3 separate regions of the Homo sapiens genome follow, and regions 1 and 3 are each linked to region 2. A link is a contact called in ENCODE Hi-C or POLR2A ChIA-PET data. All regions are on one chromosome and are shown on one strand. The core of a region is the stretch at or near the end of the contact, and the rest is flanking DNA. Distances in the headings are between cores, read along the strand shown. Region 1 overlaps PARD3B (par-3 family cell polarity regulator beta). Region 2 overlaps PARD3B (par-3 family cell polarity regulator beta). Region 3 overlaps PARD3B (par-3 family cell polarity regulator beta).

What was found. A loop is a pair of places that touch in the nucleus more often than their neighbours do. ChIA-PET counts read pairs that join two places held with the same protein, here RNA polymerase II (POLR2A). Pooled maps may share reads with other maps.
Region 1: a pooled map shows a loop between it and region 2 (2.4-fold over the local background). The contact joins two enhancer-like sites. A Hi-C loop is called at or near these places in 5 of 50 pooled maps. POLR2A ChIA-PET finds 5 or more read pairs at or near these places in 3 of 52 experiments (CD4-positive, alpha-beta T cell, activated CD8-positive, alpha-beta memory T cell and naive thymus-derived CD8-positive, alpha-beta T cell).
Region 3: a pooled map shows a loop between it and region 2 (7-fold over the local background). The contact joins two enhancer-like sites. A Hi-C loop is called at or near these places in 7 of 50 pooled maps. POLR2A ChIA-PET finds 5 or more read pairs at or near these places in 6 of 52 experiments (CD4-positive, alpha-beta T cell, WTC11, activated T-cell and 3 more).

What each region holds. Positions count from the first base shown.
Region 1 is chr2:204,965,428-204,969,598 of GRCh38, forward strand. All of the region lies in intron 3 of PARD3B (par-3 family cell polarity regulator beta), which reads left to right. Among named protein-coding and RNA genes, the nearest start is that of PARD3B, 420 kb to the left of the region's middle. Within about 2 kb of position 2,329, at least 4 of the 41 ENCODE cell types and tissues checked have a DNase peak (open chromatin) inside an H3K27ac peak, as active enhancers do.
Region 2 is chr2:205,022,428-205,026,662 of GRCh38, forward strand. The region is part of intron 3 of PARD3B (par-3 family cell polarity regulator beta); the gene reads left to right. Among named protein-coding and RNA genes, the nearest start is that of PARD3B, 480 kb to the left of the region's middle. Within about 2 kb of position 2,849, at least 11 of the 41 ENCODE cell types and tissues checked have a DNase peak (open chromatin) inside an H3K27ac peak, as active enhancers do.
Region 3 is chr2:205,075,879-205,080,029 of GRCh38, forward strand. All of the region lies in intron 4 of PARD3B (par-3 family cell polarity regulator beta), which reads left to right. Among named protein-coding and RNA genes, the nearest start is that of PARD3B, 530 kb to the left of the region's middle. Within about 2 kb of position 1,338, at least 2 of the 41 ENCODE cell types and tissues checked have a DNase peak (open chromatin) inside an H3K27ac peak, as active enhancers do.

The DNA.
Region 1 (4,171 bases), core at 1,079-3,578, 58 kb before region 2:
TATCGTGGTTTATCTTTTCTTTAAATTATTTTTTTACATAGCTCTTTGCAGCCACTGCTGCTTGGGTAAGTGGATGCAGCTTTTTCTTGAACTGAAGGTGAAGCAGAATTGTATGCCCTCGAAGTAACACGGGGGAGTCAGATGCTAAATGATGAAGTTTGCCTGTATCATATGAGTATAACTTTTTAAAAAATTCCTGAAAAAAACTCATTTGGGAAAAGCCAAGGTTTATCAAAGAATCCATGCTAGAAATAAAGGTCACTTTATTTTCTTAGCCTCAGTCTTTTTCTGCCCAAACTATAATCTCAGAATCTGGGGGAAATGTTTTGAAGTTAGTTTTGAAATTCTTTTCTGATGATTTATTCAGACAAGACAATTCATCCAGTAATTTTGCTTAGAAATATTTTTCATTATATTTGTAGAATGAGAAAGTAAATATTATTCTAAAGTTTCAATCAGTTTACAACTCCAAGAGAAATAACATGTCTGTTTTGGTGATACCTCCTAAAGATAAATTTAGCTCAATTTAACTGCATGAAGTTTTTGAAAATCCACTAATATCTTGGTATTTCAAACAACTTTTTATGCCTGTGGAATGTTTGTGCAACATTTTGAGACTACTTAGAGCACCTGTTATGAGGGAATTCTCAAGCTAGAAGAACAGAGGCTTATTCCACTTTGCAAAGGTCAGCTTCTTATTCTTTTTAAAGCAAAACATATGCTTAAAATGGTTAGAATCGTACATAGTACTCATTTTCCCATTTGAAATAAAATATATACTGTAAAGTTAAATTTACATACTCTAATGCTGACAATCCATATTTTGTACTGATTTTTGGAAAAGCATCTGTAGTGCCCCTTTTAAAATAAACCAAATGGAAATTAATGACCTATGGTCTAAGTGGGTTTTCCTGTATCTTTTGGAACCGAGCTAGTGAAGCAGTCTGCTGGAACGTGGCTGCTGGAGGGCTTTGTGGCAGCTTCTCTTCATCTGGAGCCAGCCTTGTGGCTTCAGCAACCTTACAGCCCCATCATTCATTTGCATAATGGATGCCTTTTTATCCATTATGCAAATGGTATGAGAGGAAAATTAGGCAATAAGGGAAGACGAAAGGAGAAAATTGCTCTTGCTTATTTTAATATTCTATTTATAAGCAAGCACTGTGGTCTTCAAATGGCCGAACCTCAGAGTACTTCTGTGCCGGAGAATTTGTTTTCACCTCTCTCTTATGAGCTTTGTCAGGGAAAAAAGATTGTTTTCTTCAGCTTTTTTGTTGGAATATTGAAACAACATAATATCGAATGCAAGAAAAAAAAGTCAGCCGAGATTCCCCTTCTTTGAAAGTGTGGACTGTCTACTTCTTCCATATGATTTTTGATAAGTCAGAGAAAACAATATTTATTACATGAGTACACACCATCTAAATCCCTTACTCATAATAACTCATTTATTTAAGCCTCGTCATACTTAATTAGTCGGCTTTTATTATTTTTATCGTTTAAGAGTTGAGGAATAGGTACAGAGAAGTTTAGTAACTCAGCAGAAATCCCATAGCTATTAGGTGGCAGAGCCAGAATTTGAACTGTTGCTGGCTGTGGTGTGAGAAACCATTTTGCTGTGCTGCCTCTGACATGCAATTCCTAAAACAACCAACTAATATAACTGTCTTGGGGTTTACTTTGAGAATATATGCCAAAACCCTGAAAATACTAAACTCCTTGGTCTACAATCTCATTTCACTTAGTACCAGATTAAATGATGAGACTAGCTCACTGTTAGGTGGGAAACATTCCCTTCCAACCATTTGGCCTGAAACCTTGGCATCACCTCCAGTTCCACCGTTTCCTTCTACCTCCCCCACTCTGTCAGCTATTCAGCTTCCTTGTCCACAGCCACCACAGCAGGCCAGAGCTTTGCCATCAATTAGACTATTGCAGAGGCCTCAGACTGACCTCTTTCTTTACACTGTGTGCTTTCTCCAGTCCCTACTGTTGCCAGAGCTGCCTTTCTAAATCACAAATCTGATTATGTAATATAACTCCCCTGCTTAACGACCTTCACTGGCTTCCCATCACCCTGAGAACCATATCTAAACTCGTTAGCAAGCTGATGCAGATGGTTCCTCTGAATCAGCAGGAGAAATTTGGGCAAGGATGAATGACGTAAAAAAATCATCCCTTACCCACTTTCATGGTTCTAGCAGTTTGAGTACTTTGCATTTCTGGAACTTAAAAAGCAAAGAAAAAACATATTTGTCAGGTTTTTCAGATAGCGAAGTTAAAGAAGGAAGCAACACAGCCAGCTTTGGTCTCCACCCATTCTGTTTTCCTGTTGTTGGCTCCGGGGCAGGATGTGGCCATAGGCTGTGCACCTCCAGATGGAGAGATGTGGTTGGCAGTAGAGGCAGTATTGATGGCACTTCTGGGAGTGTGACCTGGCTGTCCTGTCTGGTCCACCCTGAAAGCCTGCTTAGGTGAAGAATGGGAGGGGCGGTGAGAGGAGTTTTGCAGCACCTGTGCCCCAGCAGTTCCTCCTAACAGGGTGCTCATGAAATGTCAGCCATTGAACCCAGGCCCTTCATCTCCCTTCCCCAGTCAGCTAGTGTAGCCATTGGAACTGGTTGTACTTTTCACAGCTCATTCACCCAACCTGGTACAAGAGAAATAGGGCTTAATTTTTTACTGGTTTTCTCACTCTTAAGGCCACTTTCTTAAGAAAATAGCAAATTTAATCTTCATTGGCTTACATTGCTTTTCTTAATTAAGCAGACACAATTCAACAAATATTAGGAATCAAGAGATTTTTGTGATTACATCACATTGAGCACCCAAAATTTATGTTTTTCTGGAATCTGATATCAAAATATACTCAGTGTTCAGTATAATTTTTATATTTCTTTTTCCAACACAAGATAACCATCAACAATATTCTGTTAAAAACCAACAACCACCTTCTCCATGTAATGCATACAGAGGTTGACTCCTCCCATTCTTTCTTTATCTTCCAGGATGTAATACTTATGCATGCATATTCATATTCCCAGGCCCTTCATGATCTAGCTGCTTCCTCTCTGCCCACCTTTATTGCTGGCCAGTCTTTCACAGTCACCTTAACTTGCAGCCACTGTGAACCACTTGCCATTCCAAATTTACCACCTTCAAACCTCTGTGCCTTTGCAGATACTGTTCTCTTTAGCTGGCTCATTCCTTTGTCTCTTTACTGTATAGTGAACTCATATGCACCTTTTAAGTTCAAGCTCAAATATGACCTTCTTCATGAAGCCTTGTCCAAATCTTTAAAACAGTACAGTAGGCTTACAGTAAGTATTATTTCTTAATTCTTCATCTAACAATCAAGGGTTACAAAGACGAACAGCAGAAATCTACTGACATAAAGGGGTTCATAGTCTCATGCCCTATAAGCTGATGGGGTATATATTTTTAATTCGTAAGATGAGTTTTAAATCAAGTGGGCAACCACATAATTCCAACCTCATTCATCTAAATTATTTCCTATCATTTATTTTCTAATGGATTTTCTAATGTAATGCTGAATGACTGAACCCTGGGGATTCAGCCCTAAGTAGCAAATCACTTTCACACTTTAAGATTCTGTGGCTCTGAAATCAGCCAAAGCATGTTACCATATAGTACAGAGATTGCTGGCCTGAGAGTTCATTTAAATGATGAGATGTGGTAACCAAAATCCCAGGCGAAATTGGAAAGAATCATATTCACATGATCTATTTGGACTTAAAAATTTATAGTTCGAGAATTTTCCAAGTCTTCTCTGTGAAACCCCATGGTTCTTCTGAGCATGTATTAGGGTTTCAATGGATGCTTGATTCTAGTTAATAAATAACATTTATTGAGCGCTTAAGTTCTAGATGCTATTTAAATTTGTTCATTCTCCATCTTTGGACAAATAGGATTGGTTATGCTAGTGTGGAAGAAAGGGTGAAGAAGTCTAGAAAGTAGCCAATAAACAGAATCCCAATGCTTATCTACCCCAAAACCTCACCTCCACTCAAAAGATGTATGCATGCCTCAGAAAAACGTTTGTGAAATGCTGACCTAGAAATATGCAGTTCCACAGAATTTTATAATTAGCAATTGTGTAGGTAATCGATATTATTTTACAAATGAGCAAATAAAAGTTAAAATTCAATGT
Region 2 (4,235 bases), core at 1,599-4,098:
ACAAAATAGATTTTGGATTGATTTTTCTCATAAAATATGCAAAGCCCTGTTTTTAAATAGAGTTTTTCCCCTTCAATATTGTTCTTTTTCTCTGTTTAGCAAATAATTTGTCTAAAACGTTTCTTTTTCAGATTTTAGTTAGATTACAATAGAATTAACATCTTAGAATTGCCAAGGTAGATGGAAGATGAAGAGAAAATCCGGATTCCAGACCATGCTAACTTCAAGCCAGTGTTTTGCCTGCAGCTGATCTCAAGAATTAGGTGAAAGTTTCACTATGTAACCTGTTTTGGGGCTCAACTCTTCATAATACGATCATTCATTAAGTAATATAACCATGGATAATTGTAAAAAACTGGGACACTGGGTTTTCCCCCCTTACTCCACAGGTCGACTAGGCTGACAGTATACACCAGAAAACAGGCATGCAAGGCATCCTTCTACATCTTTCTCTTTTGCTTGCCTCTTGTTAGTTACAAAGATACATACTGTGCCAGGCACTAAGCTGGTTTCAACAGCTATTTATTTAGATTGTGTGAACTGGAGCTGAACTTGAACCCAATTAATAGCAACTGAACTTGAACAAACTGATATGAAATCATTACAGGCTCAGTTCCCTGGTCCATTATCCCTGAAGAGATCATCCGACAGCACTCCAGGTGCCTTTTCTATGCCAAATCTTGGTGCAGTGCCCAATCAGAGAGTGTCGGGGGGATTAGAAGTTCGGTTGCATCGGAGTTAGCTCATTACCACATTTGTGATCGCTTTCACAGAGAGGAGAGGTGGTGATCCCACTGGGCAGGATTGCAGAGAAGGCTTTGTTTTCAACACCATCTGGCACATGGTTGGCACTCATTAACACAGCACAATGTCGATTAAAATAATAATTGTACGTGGCAGCAATGCTGCTTAGACAGGTCCCCACCTTTGGCCTTCCAGCAAAGGAAATTGAAGAAAGAGAAGGCTGAGGAGTTGCCTCTGGTAACTCTGGTCTCTGGGTTTGCATCTTTCTTCATGCCCACACCTTTTTTTTTTTTTTTTTTTTTGGTAAAGAAGCTACTTTTTTAAATGTATGTATTTATTTTTATTTTTAGCAGCAGTACCCCCCCACCCCCCGCCAAATCCCCCTGTTTTTTTAAACTGGGAATACCATGAGTCTGACCTTGTTCGCAGTTCCCAAGGACCCTAATTACAGAGCTCCGGCTGTAGCTGGACTCCCAATTCAATACTGCAGCCAGGAAATATTTGCTGAAAGGGGATTCTATGCAGTCATATTTCTTCTGCAACTTGAATTATATATAATTAAGAGTTTTAGGCTTTTCTCTTTTAAAGGATGCATGGATGAACTCAATCATTCAGGTGCTGAGTTAAGACTACACTGCCTTTCCTTAAAAAAACAGATGTGTATTTACTTCGGCAGCTCCAGATCTTGACTCTGGTAGCATCTACTTGATTTGCTGTTTGGGGGATAGGAGTGCAGATTTTTGAAAGAAATTGTTTGAGTTTGAATCCTGTTTCTACCATATACTAGGTGTGTGGTGAGGAGAAAATCCCTTAACTCTTGGTCTCCCTTTTCTTCACTGCTGCTATGGTGGTAATAGTCATCCCTAAGCTTTAGGATTTCTGTGAATATAAACAAACATGTAATACACTAAGAATAATGCCCAGTGCAGGGTGAGCTCTTGATATGCATTAGCTATGATCATGTATGCCTCACCATCATTTTCTTTCTTTCTTTTTTTTTTTTTTTTTTTTTTGAGATGGAGCCTCACTTCTGTCGCCCAGGCTGGAGTGCAGTGGCGCGTTCTTGGCTCTCTGCAACCTCTGCCTCCTGGGTACAAGTGATTCTCCTGCCTCAGCCTCCCAAGTAGTTGGGATTACAGGTGCACCCCCACCACACCCGGCTAATTTTTGTATTTTTAGTAGAGATGGGGTTTTGCCATGTTGGGCAAGCTGGTCTCGAACTCCACACCTCAGGTGATCCACATGCCCCAGCCTCCCAAAGTGCTGGGATTACAGGCCTCACTGTTATTTTCTGCAAGAGTTTATTCTTCCTCCAGATTGTGCCTCATACCTATTTAAATTTTTTATTCCCAAATGATAGGATTTACTAGTTGTAGTGATGTAGGTAGTGGTTATGTGGACATTTGTCCAGATATGTTGATCAACTTTTTTTGGTAGGACACTATTATTTAATTCCTTGTCATGCTAGACCAAGGTTAGAAGAAGCCAATTGATGTGGGTAATTTCCTCATAGATCTATAATACCTTCATACCATAATAATTAATGAAGCACATCATTTGTTTCCAGAGCAGATTATGCATATCTTAAACAAAAGAAATAAGTTGTATATTTCAAGCCTATAGGTAAGCACTATAACTAATGATCATGTGGTTTTCTCTGGTTGTGGAACCATAAACAGCATGCCCTCTGGCACTGTAATGATTTGTGTTCTATAATACTCAGTGTAACCATGGTTTTTATTCTGTTTGCCGTTTGGTATGTGGAAAAGCCTTCAAGAAACTGGCTTTTTGCAGGAGTGTTTACATATCATTCATGCCACCAAGAGAAGATGACCGACATTTTAGATGCAGAAGAAAGATTAAATGCATTCAGTTTAACTAGCGGCACTAAAAAGGGCTGCATCTTTGTATTGTTGCTGTTTATCTTCTTTCCAGCAGTGGAATATTGAGCTTCCCCAGGCTGTGATTCAGGTATTAATGCCGATTTTAGGTCGGGCAAGAGTGTGTTCAGTCTGCGGCACTTAGATAGCAAAGGCAAACTGCTCACGGCTATTAGTCAGGAGTTTCTGTATGCCAGTGATTGCATGCTTGTGACTCATAATCAGGGTGATTCACAGCAACCGTTAGATGGGCTTGCTGTGGCTGTGTTTTTCGTTTGGACTGCTGTCATTGCCAAAAGTGTCAGCCTTTCTCCTACAGATCTGACCGTGTGACACATGCACAGTGCCCTTTGGTTGTGCTGAATGGCTCACCACTAACATCATGGCTAAGTTTTATTATCTTGGAGGAATTGTCTCTCACAGTGAGTCCCAATTAGACAAATGAATTTTGTGTTGTTTTCTTTCTGAAGTGTTACTCTGGGATTGTTGACAGAATTTGTGCCACAGTGTTCTCTTGGGCAGTCTGAATTCCAGATTCTCTATCTTGGTTTAACTATGCTCTCACTTGAGAATCAGCAAGGAGATGTCATGTTATCTGTTTTTCTGTATACGTGGAGCTGTATCGGTGGTCTGGGTTCCTGCTGAGCAGATACATAAATAACCACACGTCTCTCTGGGTTTAATACCAGCCCGGTTCTGACATCCAAGGCTGACTCCTATTCCATGTTTTGCCCCAACCACCGAACACGATGCTCTGACCCCTCAACACACAGATGCCTTGTACCTGACCTAATAAGTTGAGTCAGCAACCTGTATTTCTGATTTGTCCATTAATTCTGTGTGTCCTGGTTGAGACCCACTTGCATTTCTGCATGCTTGCTTAACCTACGCCTGTCACAACTACCTCTGTTCCTTTTTGAACTTAACAAACATTTATACAGCCCGCGGTACGCTAGGGTCTGAGCATACAACTGGGAAAAGATAGATAGGATCTCTGTTCTCATGAAACTTCCCTTCTGGCTCTTAGAAGTTATACATGTAAACAAATGCACAAGAGTCTCTCTGATGGTAACAATGCAATGAAGAAAATGAAACAGGATAAAGGAATAGAGAGCAAGTAACTATGACAGGGCTATTCTGAGAGTAGAGGGAAAGGTGGGAGAACATTCTACGCAGAGGGACCAGCTAGTACAAAGGCACTAGGGCAGTCTGGGTGAATTTGGAAAGATAGAGAGCCAAGGAGGCCAGGGTGGCTGCAGTGTAGTGGGTGGGCAGAGAAGAGCCAGATGAGACAGAGTCAAGCCTGATATAGACAGTCTTTTTTCTATTTTATTTTAAAATATTTAATTTACAAATAAAAATTGTATAAATTATACATGTACAGGGTGATGATTTGATCTGTGCATGCATTGTGTACTTATTACCACAATCAAATCAACACATTCATCATCATCCTTAGTTACCATTTGTGCATGTGTCTATATGGTGAGGGCACTTAAAAATCTTCTGTCATCAAATTTCAGGTAAACAACACAGTATTATTAACTATATTTAATGCTGTACATGAGATCCCCAGAATTTATCCATCTTGTAACTGAAGGTTTATACCCT
Region 3 (4,151 bases), core at 88-2,587, 52 kb after region 2:
AAACTAATATTCATCAAAAATAAATATTAGTACAATATCCCACAACAAAAATGAACCACTGCTTGTAATTATTTAAAGCTATGAAATTATATATTTTATATGATAAATTACAACTATTTTATAATTAACAGTGAACATCATAGTAATTAAATTCGTGCAGTATCCTGTGTCTTATGAGAACTTTCTTTTCTTTAAACTTTCAGTTTTACCTAACTTCATGATGCAGAGTGGTTCTGTTTGTAATTGCTTTGTAAAGTTCTGAAGTGCAGGTTTAGATTCACAGTGCAGGTTTAAAGCTGTCTGGTTAACTATAGTCTCAACTGGGTAATTCTTATATAACTAGATTGATGCAGCTAAGAAAATAACTAAAGTCAGTCAAAAGTATTGGTCACCAATGCTTCAAACAATCCCATTAATCTGGCTGGTGACTTCAAGGATGTCTAAAACTTCTGGATAATAACTTGTCTCTTGTTATGCTAATTACCCTTTCCACATTTAGCATCACATCTGAGGAGACTGCAGATTGAGTTCCATATCATTTCAATAAATGTTATCTTAAATGTTAACATACTTCAGGTTCAATGTATATAGTTTAGGGCTTCTCAAAGTTTGTTCCACAGATTTCTAGCTCTCTAGATTGGGGATCATCAGCCCCCAGCCATGGACTAGTACTGGTCCATGGCCTGTTAGGAGCCAGGCTGCACAGCAGGAGGTAAGCAGTAGGCAAGAAAGCACTGCCTGCGCTCAGGCTCCTGTCACATCAGTGGCAGCATTAGGTTCTCATGGAAGTGTGGATCCTATTGTGAACTGTGGATCTAGGTTGTACGCTCCTTACGAGAATCTAACTAATGCCTGATGATCAGAGGTGGAACCATTTCATCCCAAAACCATTACCCCATTTCCCCCACCCCCTTCCATGAAACTGGTCCCTGGTGCCAAAAAGATTGGGGACCACTGCTCTAGATAATCTGTGTTTCATTAAGATCTGGAAATGCTACATACTATATTCCCTCCATGAGTTCACAATATAGCAAATTAAATATTCTGAGTAAACTACTATTTCCTAAATTTATTTGACTGCAGGATCATTTTGGAAGCACCATCCACTAACATCCCATAGAAGACATTGTGAGAAATACTCACTGCGTCACAACTCATTAATAGCAACAAAGTTGCCCCTGAATCCGGTCCACCAATCACACATCGTTTGCTTCATTATCTTTGTCTATATATAGATATAAACAAATATATATATCTCTCTCAAGATTTAGATTGTCAGGTGAGTAGAGAGGGAGGGAGGGAGGAGTATTGTCATTTCTAAGAAATGTCAAAAGCCACAGGTACTTGAAAAGGCCTGAAAGATCAGGGACTTGGCTTCCTTTAGAGCCTTGAACAAATTACAGAACTTTGCTTGGTTTTGTTTTGCTTTTATCAGTTTTATTCATCAGTTGAGAGTGTCAGAAAACTTCCCTTTGAGTTCTCAAGTTTCATGGCTCAAGGCGAATTTTCTGTTTCTTTTCTGTTTTTAAGAACTTGGGTCTAGAATAAAAGATAAGTAACAATTCAGTCATACCCTTTTGCAGAACACTCTCAGTATTTGCCTGGCAGTTTCTCTTGATGCATGCGTGCTTGATTTTAGAGAAAGCCGTGAAGTTCATGCATTCTGTAGTTCTGAGAGTGATCTCTGTTACTTGAAGAAGCCAAAAATGCAGAGCCTTCTGTACCCCTCCAAATCTTATTTTTAATGAAATATTATATGATTCCAAGGAAATTTAAACCTATGCAATGATTTCTTAGAGAATAGGTGAGAGAGATGCCTGAGAGATAACAGAATAGGGACGTCTGGGATATATATATATATCCTTGGGGATTTTTTTGATTATAGAACACATGAGCATTAAGAAATAGCACTTATTTAAAAGAGACTGTTCAGTTGAATACCTGTGTTGCTACTAATCACTTCATAGCTCCTTACTTTCCTATTTAAACAACAAAAGAGAGTTGGCCATAGGAATTTTTGTGTTGAGGTGGGGAAGTTTATAAAGGAATAGAACACATAATCATTTCAATGTCTCTTTTAATGGAAAGTAGTTATTTGCATTTGTCACAAATTAAACTTACCTAATTATTAAAATGCTGCCCTTTGGTTTTTGACTTAATAATTAAGAATGACTTCATTGTGATTTTAATCCCAGAGAGTCAGTTTATGTCTGTATAACATGCATGGCTTTCCAAAAAGGTGATTTATGTAATTAAGAGTGAGATATAGTTTATTTATGAAAAGGTGCTTTTGTGTGGTTAAATGTTTAACCTGAGCTAATTAGGAGCCTTGAGAATTTTAGTTAGCAAGTTAAGGCATTCAAAACTCTGAATGGGTATTTATAATTTAGCTTTGTTCCTTTTATTAGATGTGACAGAGCAATTTAGTATTGTAGGTTCACTCAATGGCTATCGCAGCATCATTCTTCATAATTTTTATTAATTGTATGGTTTTCCTTTTATGTTTTCAGGTGAGAGTATTTCTTTTCTAAAGATAGACCAAAGACCCACTTTTTTTCCTGAGTAATTCTGTCTCTTAATGAATGCTACTTAATCCATTAGGGTTCACATAAGTATTCTATCAAGATAGAAATTTAAAGTAAATGTGACTTCATTAATTTAAACTTGTAGTATTTTGCTTAAATTCATGTAATTTTTTTAATCCATAGGGTAAGTGTGGAGATTGTCAAACATGTTAATAAAATATTTGACACTGTTTCAGTGAAGAGCTGAGGTCTAATGTCCTCTCTTCTTGAATCTGGACTGGCCCAGTGACTTAATTGAAAATCATAGCGTGCAGCAGACATTGTGTGACTTCTGAGACTAGTTCAGAAAAGGCTATACCTGTGGCTTCCATCTGATTCCCTTGGGCATTTGCTCTGGGACAAGCCAGATGCCATGTAAGAAAGTCCATTTCTCTGAGTCCACTTTGCTAGAAAGGCCATGTGTAGGCAATCTAGTTGGCAGCCATGGCAGATCTCCCAGCTTCCAGCTCGCATCAATGGCCAGCCACGTAAGTGAGCCGTCATGGATGCCCAGACCTGTGGAGCCTTGGCAGCAGCCGACTCTACATCTGACTGCAGCCTTGTGAGAGACCCCAAGCGAGGGCTGCCCAGCTTAGCCTTTCCTGAATCCCTGACCCACAAACTCTATGAGATGTGAATATGTAAACCAGAATACATATTGCTTTATACCACTGAGTTGCCTGATGATTTGCTATGCAGCAATAACGACCAGAACAAGTAGGTTCAATACATTGCATAGATCTGTTCTTACATGATGTGTTTTAAAAGATAACCATGATTTAAATAAATTACTTTATCTCAAAAAGCTAATCCAATGTTATTATTACCTTGTGTCTTAGTCTGTTTGTGCTGCTATACATAGCAAAATACCCGAGACTAGGTAATTTATAAAGAACAGAAATTCGTTTCTCACATTGCTAGAGGCAGGAAGTCTAAGATAAGGCACCAGCAGATTTGGTGTCTGGTAAGGGATTCTCTCTGTTTTCAGTATGGCACCCTGTTGCTGTATCCTTACATGACAGAAGGCAGAAGGGCAAAAAGAGCAAAAGGGACAAAAAAGGCTTCGCCAATTCCCTCCAGCCCTTTTATAAGGCATTAAGCCATTCATGAGGGCAGATCACTCAAGACCTGATCACCTCCCAAAGGCCACACTTCTTAATACTGTTGCATTGGGGATTCAGTTTCAACATGAATTTTGGAGGGCACACAAATCTTGAGGGAGATTATAGCACCTCCTGAGAATAAGTTTTAGAAATTAGTAATATATTATTCTAAGTATACATAAATAATGTGTGCTGATAATATAAACCATAAATTTATATCTTAACCAAAAAACATTTAATAAGATTATGCTAACGTAAAAATTAATGTGCTTAAGAGTTTAATTCTCCATGAATTATAAAATCACAGGCAGATACCATATAGTTTATATTTATTTAAAGATTCTAAGAGATTTTCTGTACTCATACTTTACTACCCAGAAATCAACCATTTTCCAGTAAGTTCAAGTTGGTGAGCTATGGTATAGAATTAGAACTTTTCAGGTTCTTGCTGAGAGCCTTTTATCTGTGTACATTTAAACTAGTA